2 separate regions of the Homo sapiens genome follow, and region 1 is linked to region 2. A link is an interaction called in ENCODE POLR2A ChIA-PET data of the cell type or tissue named here. Cell type or tissue: CD4-positive, alpha-beta T cell. All regions are shown on one strand. Each heading gives the region's core, and the rest is flanking DNA. Links, peaks and the distances in the headings are about the cores only. Region 1 overlaps LOC105372666 (a long non-coding RNA gene). Region 2 overlaps TSHZ2 (teashirt zinc finger homeobox 2).

What was found. Peaks named below come from ENCODE experiments on the same cell type or tissue, not always from the same donor. Only the 100,000 strongest peaks of a DNase experiment are listed, where the experiment ranks them.
Region 1: POLR2A ChIA-PET joins it to region 2 with 9 read pairs; 2 of 35 experiments call an interaction of 5 or more read pairs at or near these places.

The regions. Positions count from the first base shown.
Region 1 is chr20:52,378,504-52,387,978 of GRCh38, reverse strand. All of the region lies in intron 4 of LOC105372666 (a long non-coding RNA gene), which reads right to left. Among named protein-coding and RNA genes, the nearest start is that of ZFP64, 190 kb to the right of the region's middle. In CD4-positive, alpha-beta T cell, for the core only: no CTCF peak of the experiment used is centred there; no DNase peak of the experiment used is centred there.
Region 2 is chr20:52,975,585-52,985,059 of GRCh38, reverse strand. All of the region lies in intron 1 of TSHZ2 (teashirt zinc finger homeobox 2), which reads right to left. Among named protein-coding and RNA genes, the nearest start is that of TSHZ2, 8.0 kb to the right of the region's middle. In CD4-positive, alpha-beta T cell, for the core only: no CTCF peak of the experiment used is centred there; no DNase peak of the experiment used is centred there; H3K4me3 peaks cover 1,493 bases; H3K27ac peaks cover 983 bases.

The sequences.
Region 1 (9,475 bases), core at 2,556-6,555, 600 kb after region 2:
GGGGAATCAGGCACATCTTACATGGCCAGAGCAGAAGGAAGAGAGAGTAGGGGAAGGTGCCACACGCTTTCAACAAGCAGATCTCGTGAGAACTCACTGTCATGGTAACAGCAAGGGGGAAATCCACCCCCATGATCCAATCACCTTTCACCAGGCCCCTCCTCCAACACTGGGGATGGCAAGTCAACATGAGCTTTGGGAGGGGATACAACTCCAAACCATATCAATACTCCTGTGTGCAATGCCTGACACGTGGTGAGTCCTCAATAAATACTGGTTGGAAGAATGAATAAATGCTACAGCACAGATGAGGACGAGGGTCTTCTAAACCCTTTGATGGTAATTTCTGGACACAAGTTTGAATCCATCTAAATAGACTATTGGTCCTGCTGTTTAGCTACTTTTAGAAATGCCTCAATATTAACTACTTTGAAAAGAAAAATCATTATTTGTAGCAGATGCTCTCTAAACTTTAATTGGTTTAACACCTATAATCCCATGCAGCAAGTTAATTTACTTAGCTACTTGGGGGCACATTTTGCAATTAATATTTTCCCGTGAGTTCACTGTGATGCTCATTGCTTAAACCCAAATGATTCACAAAAGCATCATTGAGATTTTTTACAACTGCTGCACTGGGTGACAGTAACACCTGTGGTGAAAATTTTTCAAGATAAATTACCTGGGCCCAGCTCTATAATATGGGAATTTCAGGAGTTAATTGATCAATCATTTATTTGTAGAGATGGTGCCAGAAATTATGATGAGGGGGGTTCTGTCTTTGCTTATAGATTCTAAGGCCCATATTTATAAAATAGTGAGATAGTCAGACAGAATAAGCTCTGAAAATACATAAACATGATGCAAAATGTATCCCTGCTTACCTAGCAAAACATATGAATCCAGTCGTCACAAAACATACAAAACTTTCACAGCAGAATCTCCTCAGAAGATGTACTCACTGTCTAATTATCTATGACCCAGCTCTCATCCCAAGCCTATTGAGAGATATTCATTATATAAACCTTACAATAGCAGATATAAATGTAATTTTCTTTATTTTCTTATATTGAACTTAACCAAGAGCAATAAGAGAAAAACCTAATCTAGTTGTTTGTGGTAACCAGCTGCCATGATGGCCTCAGTGATCTTTGCCTTCTTGTATTCCTAGCTTAGGTAGTCCCCTCTCATACTGAATAGGGCTGACCTGTGTGACCTAGAACAGTGTTCCCAACCTTTTTGGCACCAGGGACCAGTTTTACGGAAGACAATTTTTCCACGGACCAGGGGATGGAGGAGGTGATGATTTCAGGATGATGCAAGCACATTACATTTATTGTGCACTTTATTTCTATTATTATTACATTGTAACATATAATAAAATAATTATACAACTCACCATATTGTGGAATCAGTGGGAGCCCTGTGCTTGTTTTCCTCCAACTAGATAGTCCCATCTGAGGGTGATGGGAGACAGTGACAGATCATCAGGCATTAGATTCTCATGAGGAGCACGCAACCTAGATCCCTAACATGTGCCGTTCACGTGAGTGATGGGGAGTGGCTGTAAGTACAGATGAAGCTTCTCTCTCTCATCCACTACTCACCTCCTGCTCTGCAGCCCAGTTCCCAACAGGCCACGGGGCCAGTATCAGTCTGTGGCCCAGGGGTTGGGGACCCCTGACCTAGAAGATATTGTTGAAATGAAGGTGTGTGACTTCTGAGACTAGGTCCTAAGATGCTTGCAATTTCTGCTTTGTCTGTCCTGGAAGCCAGGTACCATGTTATGTGGACACTCAAGTAGCATATGGCTTGATGGGGGGAGTTGGGGAGTCCACATTCAAGGAACTGAGAGATTGCACCACAGCCACATGAGTGAGCCATCATGGAAGCAGGTCCTCTGTCCCCACGTCCCTGTCACACTGGCAGATGACTACAGCCCTGGCCAGCATTTTTACTACAACCTCATGAGAATCACTAAGCCAGAACCATTCCACTGAGCCACTACTCAATTCCTGATTCTCAGAAACTGAGTGATAATAAATATTTTTTGTTTCAAGCTGCTAACTTTGGAAGTAATTTGTAAATAACCAACAGATTCCTTCTAAGAAAACGCATTTAAATTAGTGACTAATCTGCCATTTTAGTGTTGAACCTCGGTTACTTCCGAATTCTCTACTTTTTCTCCTTTCTCTCTAGGGGAGAGGAGGAATCTAAGTTCCAGGGACTTTATTTACTCTCCTACTATTGAGAAAGGGTCTCCTGGCCATTCATTTCTGTATCAATTAGGATGCTTTGGGCTGTAAATAACAGAATGGCAGAATCAAAATCATTCACACAAAATGCATTTTTATCTCATAACAGTAAGTTTCGACGTAAGTACTTCCAAAGCCAGGTAATTCAGTGGCTCAACCACCTCAGGGCTTTTGTTGGTTTCTATTCTCTTGGTTTCTCCTTTATGGTTCCTTTTCCTGTGGATCATCTGTTATTATCCTTTAACTGTTTTTCTTTTTAGATTTTTGGTCATTTTCTTATCAAATTCTAGGAGGTCTTTGTATAGTAAAAGGTTAACTTCTTGTCTGTGACATAAGTTGCACTATTACCCAGTTTATCATTTGACATTTTGCTTTGCTTTTGGTATTTTTGATCACACATATTTTTAATAATATGCTTGAATTTATTGGGGTTGTTTTACGGTTTCTAGATTTTGAGTCACATGGAAAATGTCAGCTCTCAGGCCAAGGTTACCCAGAAATGATCTCTTGGTTTCTTCTAGTGCTTTTATGGCCTTATTTTTTTAACATTGAAAAGTTAATTCAGTTTTTTGTTTTGTTTTGTTTTGTTGTGTGTGTGTGTGTGTGTGTGTGTGTGTGTGTGTGTTTGTGTGTTTGAGACAGAGTCTCGCTCTGTCCCCAGGCTGGAGTGCAGTGGCGCGATCTCACCTCACTGTGACTTCTGCCTCCCACGATCAAGCAATTCTCCCTGCCTCAGCTTCTCGAGTAGCTGGGATTACAGGTGCCCACCATCACACCCGGCTAACTTTTGTATTTTTTAGTACAGACGGTGTTTCACCATGTTGGTCAGGCTGGTCTCGAACTCCTGACCTCAGGTTATCCGCCTGCCTTGGCCTCCCAAAGTGCTGGGATTACAGGCATGAGCCACCGCACCTGGCCATTAATTCAATTTTGATTCATTCCTTCACTCATTCGTTCATTCCTTTGTAATTTCATTACCCAATCATTTGTAATTTCATTATTCATTCATTCATTTGTAATTTCTCTTGGTATACAGATTTGAGGTATGGAGGCCACTAAATTTTTCCTTCAGAGCCTCCACACAGCTTATGGCGCAGTTCACACTTCCCAGCATTTTGACATCACACACCACTAGCTCATAATCACCACCCCATTTTCTCTGTGGCAACCTGAGAGGCTAAATGCGGAAGAGTAGTTACAGACAGCCTCCAAACCCACTAGGACAATTCGATGAAACTGCATCATATGCTTCAGAACAGGAGCCAGCATACCGTGGCAGGTGAAGCCAGATCCGGCCTGCCACTTGTTTTATGAATAAAGTTCTATTGGAACACAGCCGCACCGACTCATTTATGTATTGTCTGTGGCTTCTTTTGTACTGCAATGGTAAAATTAAACAGTTGCAACAGAAACATACAGGTTTCAAAGCCTCAAACATTCAGTATTTATATTCAGAAAGTTTCCCAACTCTTGCTTAGAGTTTACAGAACACTTGAGCTTACATTAACTGTAAAAGCCACAGCAGCCTCATGAGAAGGTATCCTCCCCGTTTCACCTGTAAAGAATACGAGACTGGGCCGGGCACAGTGGCTCCCAACACTTTGGGAGGCCGAGGCAGGTGGATCACCTCAGGTCAGGAGTTTGAGACCAGCCTGAGCAACATGGTGAAACCCCTGTCTCTACTAAAAATACAAAAAATAAAAAAATTAGCTGGGCATGGTGGTGGATACCTGTAATCCCAGCTACTCAGGGAGCTGAGGCAAGAGAATTACTTGAACCTGGGAGGCAGAGGTTGCAGTGAGCCAAGATCATGCCATTGCACTCCAGCCTGGGCAACAAAGTGAGACTCCATCTCAAAAAAAAAAAAAAAAAAAAAGAAGAAGAAGAAGAAGAAGAAGAAGAAGAAGAAGAATATGAGACTCGCAGAAATTAAGTAGGTCATGAGGGGGCAGACCCAGGAAACAACCCAAGTCCTATCACTTAAATTCCACAAACGCTTCTTCTATCATTTATTCTGTACAGGTAATTAATGGTTTTCAAAGTCTTTTCACACACCTTAATTCTCTTGACATTTCTAATAATCCCATGAATAAAGTCAACTGAGTTACAGAGAGGGTAAGTAAAGTCTCTAAATGCTCACAGCTTTTAAGTGGTAGAGCTGGCATCAGAAACCAGGTCTCCAGCAAAAATATGTTTTAAATCTCCTGTTCTTTCTACATCTCATTGCCAGTATCTTAATGCAAATTCTAGTCCAGTCCAGCTCAGAATGCTCTCAGCACCTCAGCTATTCTCTAGTTAAAGTTAATATAGAGATCTTTTTTTTTAATTCTGACTATTTGTCAAAAGAAAACAAAATTAAGCTGAGAAAAGGAAGGAAATAGTAGGAGGGAAAGGGAGAGCCTGAAAGCAGAATTTTAAATATGATTAGAGGAAATATATATACCTTCTCTTCAAAGCAAGTAAGAAGGAAGGATTGGAAAAGTGGCACTGAATTTCTTCTGTCCTGGGACGCCCACCAGCACAGATGTAAAATCCTTCCCCAGCTACTTCCAGCCAAATTAAGAAAGAGTGCTGCGCCGTTGTTTGCTAACTTTCTCAAGGCAATGTTTGTCTTTTGCAAGAACCAGGAGGGTTCACACTGGGACCAGAAAGAGGGATATTAAGCGCATTTTTTAAAGCTATCTTTTTAATAAACTGTATCCATAATATCTAAGCAATTCACACTATTCCCCCACAGACTCTATGTTTCCACCCCACTGGCCCAATGGCTCAATAAAGTCACATCTTTCTGTTATTAATAAGGCAGTTCACCTCAGGTACTTCTTTAATTTCCTGTGTTTTTTTTCTCCAACGCAAAGTTAATTTACTTTATCCCTTATCCCAAGAATGATAACAGGGTTTCTATAAAAGTGAACATTCATGATCAAAGGGAAGCTTGTATTATAAACAAATTATTACAACTGGGCTCCCTTTGAAATATTTTAACTTAATTAAGCTCAAACACTTTTGGCAAAGGTTTAAAAACTTGGGAGTAATTGAAGAGCCATTTCAGTTTGGCTGGATTTTTCTTTTAACGTTGGAGTAGAGGGAGGGTAGTTTACATGGTTATAGCCTACAATGTTGCGCTGATATTGTTCTGTAGTTGCTACCTTTTTAAAACAAAAGATATTAAACAAAATTGAATTTGGGGATGATGGAATTGTTACATAGCTTGATGACAGTGGTAGTCTATATGACTGTGTACATTTGTCAAAACACATAGAACTGTACACTTTTAAAAGAGTTGAATTTTACTGTGTGTAAATCATACCTCTATAAAGCTGACTTTAAAAATTTGAATTTGGACTACTCAGCTGAGTTGAAAATATTCTCAAGACAGTTTTTGCAGTATTGTCTATAGTGGCCAAAACAAAGAAAAAAATAACTGGAATAATGAGAAAGAAAAAAATAACTAAAAAAAAAAAAAAAAAAAAAGCTGATCAGTAAGGAATTTGACTGATTTTTTAAATGACTAAAATCTATATCTATATTGACCTGGAAGACTCTGTAAAATACTATTAAATGGGGTGGGGGGGCCGTGGGGGAAAGCAAGTTGCAGAATAATGTGTTGGTAAGTGATAATACCAAAAACCAAAGAAGTGGTACAATCTCATTTAATAAATCAACAGAAAAAAATCTTGGTAAGATTAAAAGTAACTAATATTTATTGACTACTACAATGTACCATGCATGATTTTAAGCAATTAACAAGTATTGCCCTATGAAGTAGGTACTACAGAGCCATCTGAGTCTTGGGGCCAGATATGTTTTGTAAGTCAGATGCTTTGAATTTTAGAAAGTAATATAGTGCTGTATTAGTTACCTATTGCTGTAAAACAAAATGCCCAAAACTTAGCAGCTTAAAATAACGACAAAAAAAATGTATTATCTCACAGTTCCTAAGGGTCAGGAATCCGGGCAAGGCTTAGCAGCTTAGCTAGGTGGCTCCATCTCAAGAGTTCTTGACCTTGGTTACAGTCAGGATGCCACCCAGGGCTGTGGTCTCATCTGAAGGCTTGACTGGGGCTGGGAGCATCTGCTTTCAATCTCACTGAGCTGTAGCTCACCTTAATTCTTCACCACTTGAACTTTTCTACAGAGTTACCTCAGAATATGGCAGCCGACTTCCCCCAGGGCAAGCAATTCAAGAGAGGATGACAGAAGGCATCCAAGATGAAAATTACATCCCATCTAATCTAATCTTCAAAGTGCCATTCCATCACTTCTGCCATATTCTGTTCATTGGGAGAAAGCCAACAAGTCCAGCCCACATTCACAGGGAGAGTTATGTACAAGGGCATAAATACCAGGAAGAGGGGATCATCGGGGGTCATCTTGGAGGCTGCTTACCCCAGAAGCACTTACCATGGATTATCTAATCCTGCCGAGTGGGGTCTGGGATGGCAAAAACATTACTATTTCTGCATTAAAAGATCTGAACATTCTCACTAGCTGCCATAAATAATGACTATAAATAGCCTTATGTCAGTTTAGGCAGGTTCTGCTTCCAAATGAGTTATAAAAAAACTTTTGATTTTCAGAGATTTTTAGGTTTCAAAAGTATGAAAAAAGATTGGAGATCTGTATTATTATCCCTCACTCTACAGATAACAGGTGCCAGGGCACAGGGAGGTTAAATGTGTGTATATATGCTGTGTGTCTTTGTATGGGCACAGGCAACAATAGAGACCCACATACATCAAGCTCTTAACACTGGTGTTCCCATATCATTAGAAGTGGAAGGATAGAGGTTTCTATACATGTCTTCATGAAATATTACAAAATCATGCAGTAGTCCTCTTTGTAATTTTTAAATTAATAAAATACATTAATATTGAAGGGTTAAGAGGTATTTCTGCCATAAGACAAGCAGTTTACATTTATGTTACAAGAGCCAAAGACTGCACACAGAGTAATGTTCGCTTCTAACATGCAGGATTGTTTGAACCTTGCATATCATAAAATGGAAGAAAAGAGTAAGAATAACAAAAAAAAATAAGAGAAACAAAAGTGTGGTAAATTAGAGGCATTTCCTCAGCTTACATATGGTTGGGAGTAGTCAAGACAGGACAGAAATGAGCCTGCTGTTTTATAAAACACCAAAGAATGTGTTGGGGTGTAGTGGAGGAAGAATTCTGATTTGATATGATTTTCGTGTGAGTTAATGAAAAACACTGCATCATTTAAAGGTTGGCCAGCCTTAATTAGAACACAAATAGTGGTTAAACTGAAACTTTATTTCTGCCTTTTAAGCTATTCTCTCTCTTCTGGTTTGCACTGATTCTTAATCGGAATTTTGAATATGTATTAAATATTATAGGAAGGAGGGAGTTAGTCCTTTATTTCAGATTTTACTTTTTTATGATCTGTTTAAACAGATAAAAACTGACTTTAATAACTGCAAGCGATATTAGCTACAGTGAATGGCCCTACTTCTGATTCTGTATATGTTTAACAAATTAAGCATTTCGCCTTTATGATTAAAGGTAAAGTGCTTAGCCAGGCACGCGGAGAAATTCATACAATCTCCTTTAAGGGACACTGATAAGCCAAATGTCATTGGCTTCTATTGTAATACTGGAACTTTAATGTAACACCTCAATTCCAAATACATTCCCTTCAGATGGTGAAGTGGCTTTGAGACTGTGACATGGCAGACATCTTTTTTCAAAGCACATTTTCTTTTCAGGGCCCGGATAGAAAAGGAAATTTGCAGGAATGCCAACAGGGCAGCCAAGGCTGTCTTGTCATGCCTCAGCCTGCCACGAGGTGGCGATAAGCCCCAATGGCAATTACATATTTTTTATTAATAAGCCAAATGGGCATTCTCTTAAATTTGTGATATGACTATTGTAGGCCTCAAGGAACTCATTCATTCTACCACCCAAGAACCACCTTTTTCCCCAAGAGAAAAGTATGCCTGAGTGGATTTGCTTTAGCAATGTATTTTTAAGGTATAATGAAGGATGATACTAATAATAAGAGCCAACAGTTTATGCACTTGAGATGGTATGGTGTGGGTGTAAAGATCAACCACCCAACTAGGTTCAACTCCCAACTCTGCTACTTAATGGCTGTGGTGTCTTGGGCAAATTATTTGTCCTCTCTGTGTCTTAGTTTCCTCATGTATAAAACATACAATAACAGAACCTAACTCAGAAGGTTGATGGAAGGCAGTAAAGTCCTTGGAATACCGCATGGCACATAGCAAACATTTCTTAAGAGGTAACTATCATCCCTATGTGCACCCTGAGAATGGATCCTTTTCTAGCTATTACAGTGAATCCTGCCAACAACCCTGAGAGTAAGGACCAGCATTAGACCCATTTAACAGATGAGGAAACCAAAGCTAAATAAGTGAAATGAATTACCCAGGGTCCGAGTCTATGGTAGAGCTAAGACGTGAAATCATATCTACCCAACTCTAAATCATGTTCTTAACCACTATAATATATCATACAGGCCCAATATTACAAGCAATAAAAATCAAGAACTGCAGAATTCAAACTGAGAGAATAGCAATCGCACTCCTCTCCTCCCTCCAATAAAATGGGTCTTCGTCTCTCAAACATAATTCTATTTCCCTTCCTTTACATGGTTTAGCTCCCCTAAATTAAATTTTTGCCCTAACATGTATTCCTGAAACCCACAGGAGGTTATCTATAACCTACAATAACCTAAATCTTTAAAAATTTCTGAGATACAGTTTTGAGATGAATTTAAGAATCTCCCATTAAAACAAGGTTAGATTATTTAAAAGCCAAGAAAAGACGATTCCACAATTCTGCACAAGATAAAAATAGAATTCCAAGTCCTCTACCCAAAAAAACTGCACCGCCTTCCAACGGCTGGGGTTTTTTTCCTCCTGTCAGTCCTTGAAATGACCTTGGTTTAATTACCTGCATCTCAATGAGTGAATCTACATAGAAAGTGAAGGTTAATTAATGAAGGATCGTTTCTTTCTCTAAGCCCACCAGGCAGTGGCTGACAGCAAGTCTTGTCCACGCAGTATCATCCTATATCTCATTAGAAATGGTCAGATTGATGTACTCGCTTTGGACCAAGGGAAAGAAAGAAAATAGTTTACTAATGATGGCCACTTGCAGTGAGCAGTCACAAAGCTTCCCACCTGGCACCTCTAACCTTGAATGACACTGCCCCTGAATTCATAGACTCCAAAA
Region 2 (9,475 bases), core at 3,601-7,600:
TACGGTCAGTTCTAGAATGTAGGCAGCTCCCAACACTTTTATTGGTTTCCACTTTGGCTCAGAGAACGATAGACTGACAATTTGCAGTAAGACCCTTACATATAACTGGAGGAGAAAAATAGAAGACAGAATTAGAGAAAATATTCATGGCTAACCTAGTCTGATTTCTCCTGGACAGCTTTCAGTAGACGCCTCTTTTTCACTAGCACCCTGCCTGCAAACTTGTGGTCTCTCCCCGGACCACTGTCATGGCTCTTCCGCCATCCATCTGGTCCAAGTCAGCATAGCCTTTGACTGCATTGATGTAGACGCCTCTTGAGTGGTCGGCCTGCTCGCAACCTGGGTCCCTGATAAATCGCAGGACAGCCAGAGGAGCCTATCAAACCTAAGTCAGATCCTGACTCTGCTCCTGCACCCTCCGAGGCACCCCACCTCGGTGACAGCCCCAGCCCCTTGCTTGCTTATCTTTACCCTCCCTGCTCACCCTCCCCGTCTGCTCCGGCCACCCAGTTTCCCAGCTGCTCCTCCTGTTCCTCCCAGTAGCTCTAGCCCCGGATTTTCAGCTGTGCCTGGCACTGTCTTCCTCCAGAGAGGTGCAGTTTTCTTCCAACCGCTTCACTCCAGACCCAGTATCACTTCCGCAGACGGGTACCTTTCCTGATCGTCTTATCCAAAACAGCCACTTCCTGTCATGCTCTACCCCTGCAAACACCCTCTGCAAACACCAGACCCTGACACATGGGACTGTCTGCTGGCTAGTCCCTGGTCTGTCCTCCGCACTCAATGTAAGCTCCGGGAAGGCAGGCACTTTGTCATTCGGATGCAAGGCTCCAGTTCCAGCGCCTCCTACAGCACCTGGTACACAGCCACAGCCGCCCTCCCAACATCACGCTTGTTCATAAAGGTCCTAAGGCAGGCAGCAGAATCTCCCCCGTGCTCTCCAGGATCCCAAATCTCTTTGTCCTAAGATACATCTTAACAGGCAGCCAGCCAGCTTCCCTTCTTCCTGCTCTCAGGCACTTATCTGGAGGTGACAATTAAAAAGTGAAGAAGGCGTTACCAGGAAACAGCCCGTAGCCTATTCCCATTAGCTTAACAACCCCTAAGCTTCGCCGCCTGGGGCCTGAGGGGATGAGCGCGGGTTCCCCGTGGGGGAGGGACAGAGTTGCCAGGTCCTGGGGGGCTCGGAGCACCACTTGGAGAGCGCGCAGGGAGAGGCTGAACCTCAGGGTCAGAAATGAGGACCCTCCACTCCTTCCCCTCCATCCATGTTCTCAGCAAGCACTGTCTAGAAGATGAATGCACAATATTTACCGCACAAAGGGATATCACTGCTCTTCAGTCGAAGGCACGTGATGTCACGATGCGCAAAATACAAGATTCAGACGAAAATCATCGTCTTTTGGTCATTAATATTTTCTCATTTGAAACATATTCTAAGAACAGCTAGGATTTGCAATTGGTCCAGAGGTCTGCTAAAAGTTTTAGACCTATGAAAGAGATCCTTATACTTGAAAGTAATTAATTAGTATACAAAGCAATATATGAATGAAAGCATTCATTTCTTTACAGTTTCATTTATTCATTCATCAGGAAATATTTGGTTACTGCCTAAACGGTGCCAAGGACTAACTCAGGTGCCTAGATTTCTCTCAGAATTCCTGCAGAAAAGAAAACACAATTAAGTGCAAGAATAAAAAACATTCATTTGTGAGGAAGAACCCATGTAAATACTGGGCCCGCACCAAGAGTTTTATATGTGTCACATAATCTAATTATCACAAGTAAAATGTGAGGTGAGCAAAATTCTTATCCCCATCTGACAGATGAAAACGCTGAGGTGCAATGAGGTGAGGAAACTTGCTTCTGAGTGCACAGCTGGCTGCAGTTGGACCCCAGGTCGGCTTGACTCTTAACAATGCCTTTCCACAGCCTCGCCATGTCATCCATCACAGCACCAATCTCTCTATGAAGGCTGGGAATGTGTTTTTATCTCCAGCTGCCACCTCTATCATCCTAAGCATCCTACTCACCATCACTAGGGGCTGGGTAAGTAGACGGAGAGAGCAAACATGCCCAAGTCCATCATCACTTTTGAAATACAAACAGGACCTATGTTCAACTAATAACCAATCAGATCACATCACCTCCTTAGGCCTTTGGCATTTCCTCCTTCCTCTGCCTGGACTGCTTCTCCCAGCCCTGTGCTTGGCTAGTCTCTCACTTTTTTTTCAGGTCTGATCAAATCACCACTGGAGAAATAGCTCCCCTGACCACTCTATATAACATGGCAACCCTCCATCATACTCTACCTCATGAAGCCAGATTTATTCTTATGAAATGCAATTAGGACTATTCAATATTGTGTTATATATTTATTTGTTTGTTAGCTTTTTAGGCTAGCCCACAAGAATATTAGCTGTGTGAGGGCAGGGGCATCTCTATTCTTGTCTACTGTTATTTTTACAGCACCTAGAACAATACCTGGCACATAATAGATGCACAGCCAATATTTGTTGAACAAATGAATGCATGTACGGACATATGAAAGAACATCCCATAAAGAGACAACTTCAGATGACAGGAGTTGGCCTGAAGATTCTATCTGGAGATGCCGCTAAAGGCAGCATCCTCCGTCTAGGCTCTCAATTAACCCCATAGCTTTAGACATCACAATAGACACAGGGGGAGAATAATAAGACTGAGGGTTCTTCCTTGGGTCCTTCCTGGCAACTCGCTATGACTATTCTAGATAAACGATCATAATAAATTAAATGCATGGACTTTGGAAGCAGGAAGAGCTGAGTTTAAAACTCAGCTTGGCTACCGCACGAACTTGAATGAGTTATCCTGCAACTTACTCAGATTCTCATCAGTAAAACAGGGATTATACTTGAAAGTTATAAGGAACAGGACTTAGCCCAGATGTCCCCTCCTCTGAGAGGTCTCCCCTGACCATCTACATCTCTGTTGTCCCAACTCCTGCTCTCATAATTTTGCTTTTATAAAGCTATTGCCATCATGAAGCTTTTTTTCTATACTGAAATTATCTTTTCCTTTATAAATTTCTTTGTATATTCTCTAGCTTCCCCCAATTGGAGGGCAAGATCCCCAGGGATCATCCCCATCCTATTCACCTCCAGGTCCAGGTAGTAGAACAGCATCTGACACATAGTAGGAACTCAAGAAATAACTGCCGTGTAAACGAATAAATGTAAACATATAAAGCACGTGGTATGTAAAAAGCACTTGTTTAGTGGCAGATATCATTGTTACCATTGTTACCGTTGTTGGTGGTGCTATAAATTCTATTTCTTGGGAAAGAAACTCTTTTTTGAGCGGGTGCTGGACTCCAAACAGCCCAGAATGAGTCTGCCTCAGGAGAAGAGGCTAAAACACTGCTTAGCCATTGTGTTTCCAGGCTTACAAATCAAAATCCATCCATATCTGGTTTCTTTCAAGCCCTGGACCCCTTGTTCTGTGATAACTGGTAAGTTGCTTGTTTCCCAGTTAATATAAATTTTCCATAGTCTGGTTATTCAGGGTAAAGACACACTATTCCCTCGTATCCCTGTGGTGCCTAACAGTTTCAGCACACTTTCTCAGCCCTCCTCTGACACAATCCTTTCCACACACCTGGAACATATGATTGCCCCCATTTTATAGATTAGAAAGTGGAGGGCAGAGATTTGAGCAGCCTGCCCAAGTTTACGCGGCCGAATAAGAATTAGACCTAGAGACTTGAACTTCAATCAGTCTGACTCCAAAAACTCACATTCTTACCCGGAGAGTAAGGTTTATCTCTAGAGCTTGCCCGGGGCTAAATAACTAGCGTGGGGCAAGGCTGCAACCAGAACCCAAGTCACTTGCCCTTACTCCGCTGTTCCATCCACAGTCTCAAATCTAATCCCAAGGGGGAAAACAAGAAGAAGCACTCAGCAGTGTACCCAACTTTCTAATAAAGGAAAATAGCCAAAGGCAATTCTGATATAAAACGCATTTATGGCTTTTCATTTTGGCATTTCTTCTGTACCAAATGGCACCGTGCACATAGAATAGATTTGACTCTTCTCTACAGCATCATCTTGGCCCAGAAGCTATTCATATCTCTCTGGGGTATAAAAGAGAGGCTCCTAAATACATAAAAAAAATTCCAAGGATCTGATAAATTGAAGTGATTTAAAGTAAGCCCTGTGCAGTTTATATAGAGATATTTATATGCCACTGCTCTCACTTACACAAGCCATTTTTCCCCTATAGAAGACCTTGACCCTCTGTCTCATTTTTGTATCTCCCATGTCACAAGGTTTCATGGGTTTTTCATGATCCAGTAAAGCATTACGGAAGTTTCTTTCAAATTCATTACAAATAGAATGGCTGCTGCCAACTCTGTTTTTATCTCATTCTGCCCTTCGTAACTATTTTCATTAAAAGCAATAACTGTATTCTACCCACCTTAATATCTAAACTATATAATTTCCATAGAAATGGCTTAGATGTGGCTTTAAGAAGAAAGCTCAGGGGTGATTTTAGAGTATTCCTTCAGTTCTGAAAGCACTCAAGTAATTAAGACCAGTGATCTTAATTTTTATACTAACAGAAACTGCAGAATGCTGGCCTTTTTTTTTTTTTCTTCAAACCCACCTTAGTGTCTAGCAGTGTTGTGGAAACATGAGGCCTTTCCTTAATCATAAATGGACACTACAGCTTTTCAATTAAATTAGTCTTTGGAGAGAGATGCAAAAGAGCTAAAAAGCTCCTTAAAAAAATCTTCCCTGCTTCACCGCTTCTCATTTGCCAAGAAGAGATGTTTAGCTAAAACGCAATGCTGTTGTCTTCTTATCCTGCCGCAACAAAGTTCTCTTGATCTTGAACCCTGAGCTAGCTATCTTACGAAGATCCTTGAGGTTTTTCTTTTGGTTTGCATGCCCACATTTGGTTTTCTGAAACAATTTTTTAAAAAGTGTTGTGTAATATAGTGTCTTACATCTGTGTGTCCAGAGAGAGTTTCATTAGTCCCTGCTTCAGGCTGGGGTAGCAGGTAGGAGGATATTGAAATTGTTTTTTAAATGACACAGGTAGAAAGAGAGCTCTCATTTAGATGAGCAGAATTCAAGACAAATGCTTTCAAATATGATCCAGGTATTTCTTCCCCCCATGTAATTTCTCTAAGCTCATTATCTCTAAAACTTTTGCATTGTGCGTTTTCCTGTTGTTATGCATAGCTAAATAATACTGATATATTAATAATCGGATTATCTTGCTGTGCCTCCTGAATTTTAATTTCTAAAATTGTAAATAATTTTAGCATGACTTTAGCATCCCAGAATATTTGAGGGTGCCCAGAGGATGTCTTTTTCTACAGGGGAAACGTAAAAAATTGAGGGAGGCAACAACTGAAAATTCCAAATGGCCATTTTAATGACTTTCAAATGCCTCCAAATTATTGAATCATTTCATTCATGGAGTTTGCTTTGGAAACAAATATATCAGCAATTCCCACTCGCATCTCAGATTTCTCTTCTGTGTCTCTGTGTATGTATATAATGTCTTTGAACGGACCTCAGTCTGATACCCTTGGACAAAATAATTTCTCGGACAAAATGAGCAATATGGATACGGCCACACTGCTGGAGACGCTCCCCATTCATGTGCAAGTTAAAGTTGAAACTATGTGTTTGCAGAGGTGCTTTCTCATTAGTTTGCAGACCTAGACTAGCAGTGAACCGTTGGGCTCTGAAGTCTCTAATTTTTATTACAATGTCTTAAAATCTGATGTATCTTGAAATCCACTTTAAATGCTATCTCTAAACGTTCTTCTCAGAAAAAGTTCCCAAAACAAGTGAATGAAAGGTCAGTAGGAGGAAAAAAAAAAGAAATTATAAATCCAGTGAAAATAGTGTTACATGTTAGAGGCATGTAAATAGATGGTGTTTTTTTCTTACTGTAATATTCAGGTAAGCAAGCAAGTACTCTCCACTTTCTTATGTGGTTAGAATGACTAACTTCCTCCTATAATCGAAGAGCTGCTTGCCAAAGATCACCCTAAGGAATGTGAGAATTTCTAACTTTAAATAGAACTTGTAAAACTTAAAAAAAAAATTAAAAATACCAATTGTTACAAATTACTGAAAAATGAATGTAAAAACCTATTCTGGGGTAAGCAGACTCTATAAAGATAGAAGGATAAGCTCTCCCTGATTACAGACTACAGTAAAAGATAGTCTGTATTTATCACAACATTAGAAAATTAAAATAAATTTCTCTCAAAGAAATAAAAATATAAAAGCGTTCTCAACTTGTGAAGCAATAAAATTATTTGTGCGCCAGGCTTCTTTTAATACCACTGTGATTTTTTTAATAAAAGTCGTTCAGTTTGATTGTAATTAAATATGTAATGAAAAACCACTGCTTCAGGGAAGCGATGCAAGACACTATTTAACTGTTAGTTAAATGTATTTCCAACTGACTTTGCATCAAACGAAAATGATACTCCGTGTATGCCTGGTCTTAATATAGAATTTGTTCGGCAATTTCTGTGTTTTTTTAAAGGGGACCTAGGTAGAAGCAGGCATTGCCTTCGAAATAGTGGCTGAGTCTTCCCAGACCATGACATTCCCAAATAAAATTGATAGTATAAATACAGTGATGGAAGGGAAGGTCGACTTTGGACATTTACCTCGTGTCAGCTAATTACAGGCATAGCACAAACGTGACCAGGGCCTAGGTTTTCTTCTTGGTTGACTTGATAAGCTCAGCTGCAGTGATGAACAGTGAGGCATCATTTCAATGGCTTTAAAAAATGCCAGGCTCAGTCTGTGCCCCCACCCCCATGACCAAAACCCATTCAATGGACAGCACAATTCCCAAGGCCCTGGGAAAAGAAACAGATCAACTCAGGTATTATCCTTTGGAGAAATTCCGTCAAATGAATGAGAAATCAGCTGGGATGAAATGAAAGCATAAACGTCCGTTGGAGACTATGACAAAAGTCAAGCTGCTTCAGGGACCGACCTCCTAAAAATACTTGGGAGGTATTTCTTGGGTGTTAAGCATTCCCAAAGTGTAGCAGTAGAATGGGCAACTGGGAGATAAAGAAATGTAAAGTGGAAGAAAAAAATGTAGACTGTTTCTGAGGAATGTTTCTCCCCTCCCCAAAAGTAATCTTCAGCATCCAAACTCTTAAGCCTCAGAGAAGATTTTCATTGTCAAGAAGTTTCCCGGAGCCCCTGCTCCCTTACAGAGTTTCCACTAAACTCTCTGTCACTTGTAATCTGCTGATTAGGGTTAACGTATTGTGTCCTGATATGGCAGATTAAAAATGAAATCAATAAATGCCTAAAACAAATGGGCTTTTGAGATGTCCTATTCAGTCTGAGTCTTTAAGGGTGAGGTGAGAGGTGGAAGAAGGAAATCAAGACGGGGGTGGGAAAAGGACCACTTAAGCAATCAATTTCCGTCCAAAATGTTGTGTGGACCAAGCGATTTCAAGGAATCTATCCTTCCTTTTTCAGATATCTGCCTTAAGTAACAAGAATGGCCAAAAGAGTTTGTGCTGCTAAGACCCTTTGGACTTTATTGTGTCCATGCGTGTGTGTGTGTGTGTGTGTGTGTGTGTGTGTGTGTGTGTGTGTGTGTATTTTTCCATTCATTTGTTAAAAACATACTTTTGGGCAAGTGAAGGAATCCATCGCGTGAGATATTTAAATATTCAAGATGTGAACTTGTCTTTCTGAAGGATGTTTAAACAAAGTGAGGGAGGAAGGGTCCCAAATCTACCCGATTCCTAGTCTCTTGAAAGCTGTCCCACTTGACAGTAAATTAAAGGTAAACTTCGCCCTGAGCTGCCTGCCCCCTCCCTCCATCCTGTTGGTTGAGATTTCTGGGACCTCACCGGTTAATTCAGAGTCATCACTATCAAGAGGTGGAAAAGAGATCTCTGAGGTCATTTCTGCTCTGTTGCAGTGTTCAGAGTTGTCCCTGTTGACTATGTTTCCCATGTAAATAACCTGTGTTATTAAGGTGCAAATTGCAACTTTTAAGTAATGATTGCTAATAGTCTAATGTTTACTGCCACACAAGGACATTCATGAAAACAAAATCTGCATTATTCATCTCCATATTAAATAAACAAAATAAATTGAGGGAGCTGTTCTTTCTTGCAAGACTCTTCAGATCTGGGTGATCAGAAAGCCTTTAAGAGTCAGCAAGAGGGAAACATCTAATTGCTTTGGGTGGGCAGGGGCAGAATCCTATAACTTACATATATAAAAGATATATTCACAAGATGTGCTCACAAAAGATTGTGTGTTCTATTGCAATTGGCTGTCATTAATATAAAAGCAGTTCAGTATGGTGAAATAAAATACGTATTATTTATGTGCGCGCACAGAGGCTGAGATAGGCTGTAGAAAATCAAGAGTTAGATTCTAAGTCTACAATTTTAAATTTTTAACCACTCTGCATCCTGCAAAATGCAAACAAATCAAAACACCGTTCTGTTTTACTTTCCTGCCATTTTCTCTATCTCCCTTGAAATGCATAGAAGGGGAAAATGCTGGTACTGAATCCTGCAATATTTTCAGGTAATAGTGGATGTATTTTAATGGTGAGTGAAATATACATCCAAGGAAGCAAGCATGCACACACAACACAAACCCCTGGGGTACTGTAGGCTGCTTTCTCAACTTTTTTTTTCTTGCCCTAAGTAATAGTATGGTGGAATAGCATAGCTTAAGAAAGCCAGGAAGAATGACATTTCAGAGGGAAATACTCTGATTTAGCTGTTTCCTTAAAGAGAATTGTCCCCTCACATCCCTTCCCCCTGAAGGGGGAGGAACATAACAAATAAAGACTAAAATTCCTCATCACTTACAATATCATCTTGTTTATTCTGTTTAGATACCTGCTTTAGTAGAAAGTTCTGTAATTGATTCCTTGAAACATGGAACTTATAACTAATAATACAAAGGAATCAAATTGCCTGGAACAGTTCTTGGGAAAAAGAGCGCTCCGGGAGAGCCTCAGCTCGGATCCACTCACAGGCTTTTTCTATCTCCCATTATTCATTAATCAAGCTAGAAATCAAGCTTTCAACATCAGTCCTTGGGTGTAATTACTTACAGTTGTGCATTGTGTTTAATTTTAAGCAGTGATAAAAGTTAGTATGGCCATAATCTTAGAACCCACCTTCTCCCCTTCCCTGGATGTTAACTGACTACAGAACCCCAAAGTGGCTAACTTTACTTGTGAATAACCACTTCAGCTGAAATAGAGTAGGGCATTGATGACCTTAGATGAACAGAAGAAACACTGCATGAAAAACTGTCTCCTCTATTAATATGTGAGCAAATAAATAAGGTAAGAGGGCCCTCACTGTGTACGAAATGAATCATCCTTTTTCAGCTTAAAAAGGGTTTCCGCTTCTGGTGAAAATAATAAGAATCATACAAAACAAACATACAAAGACAGTAGG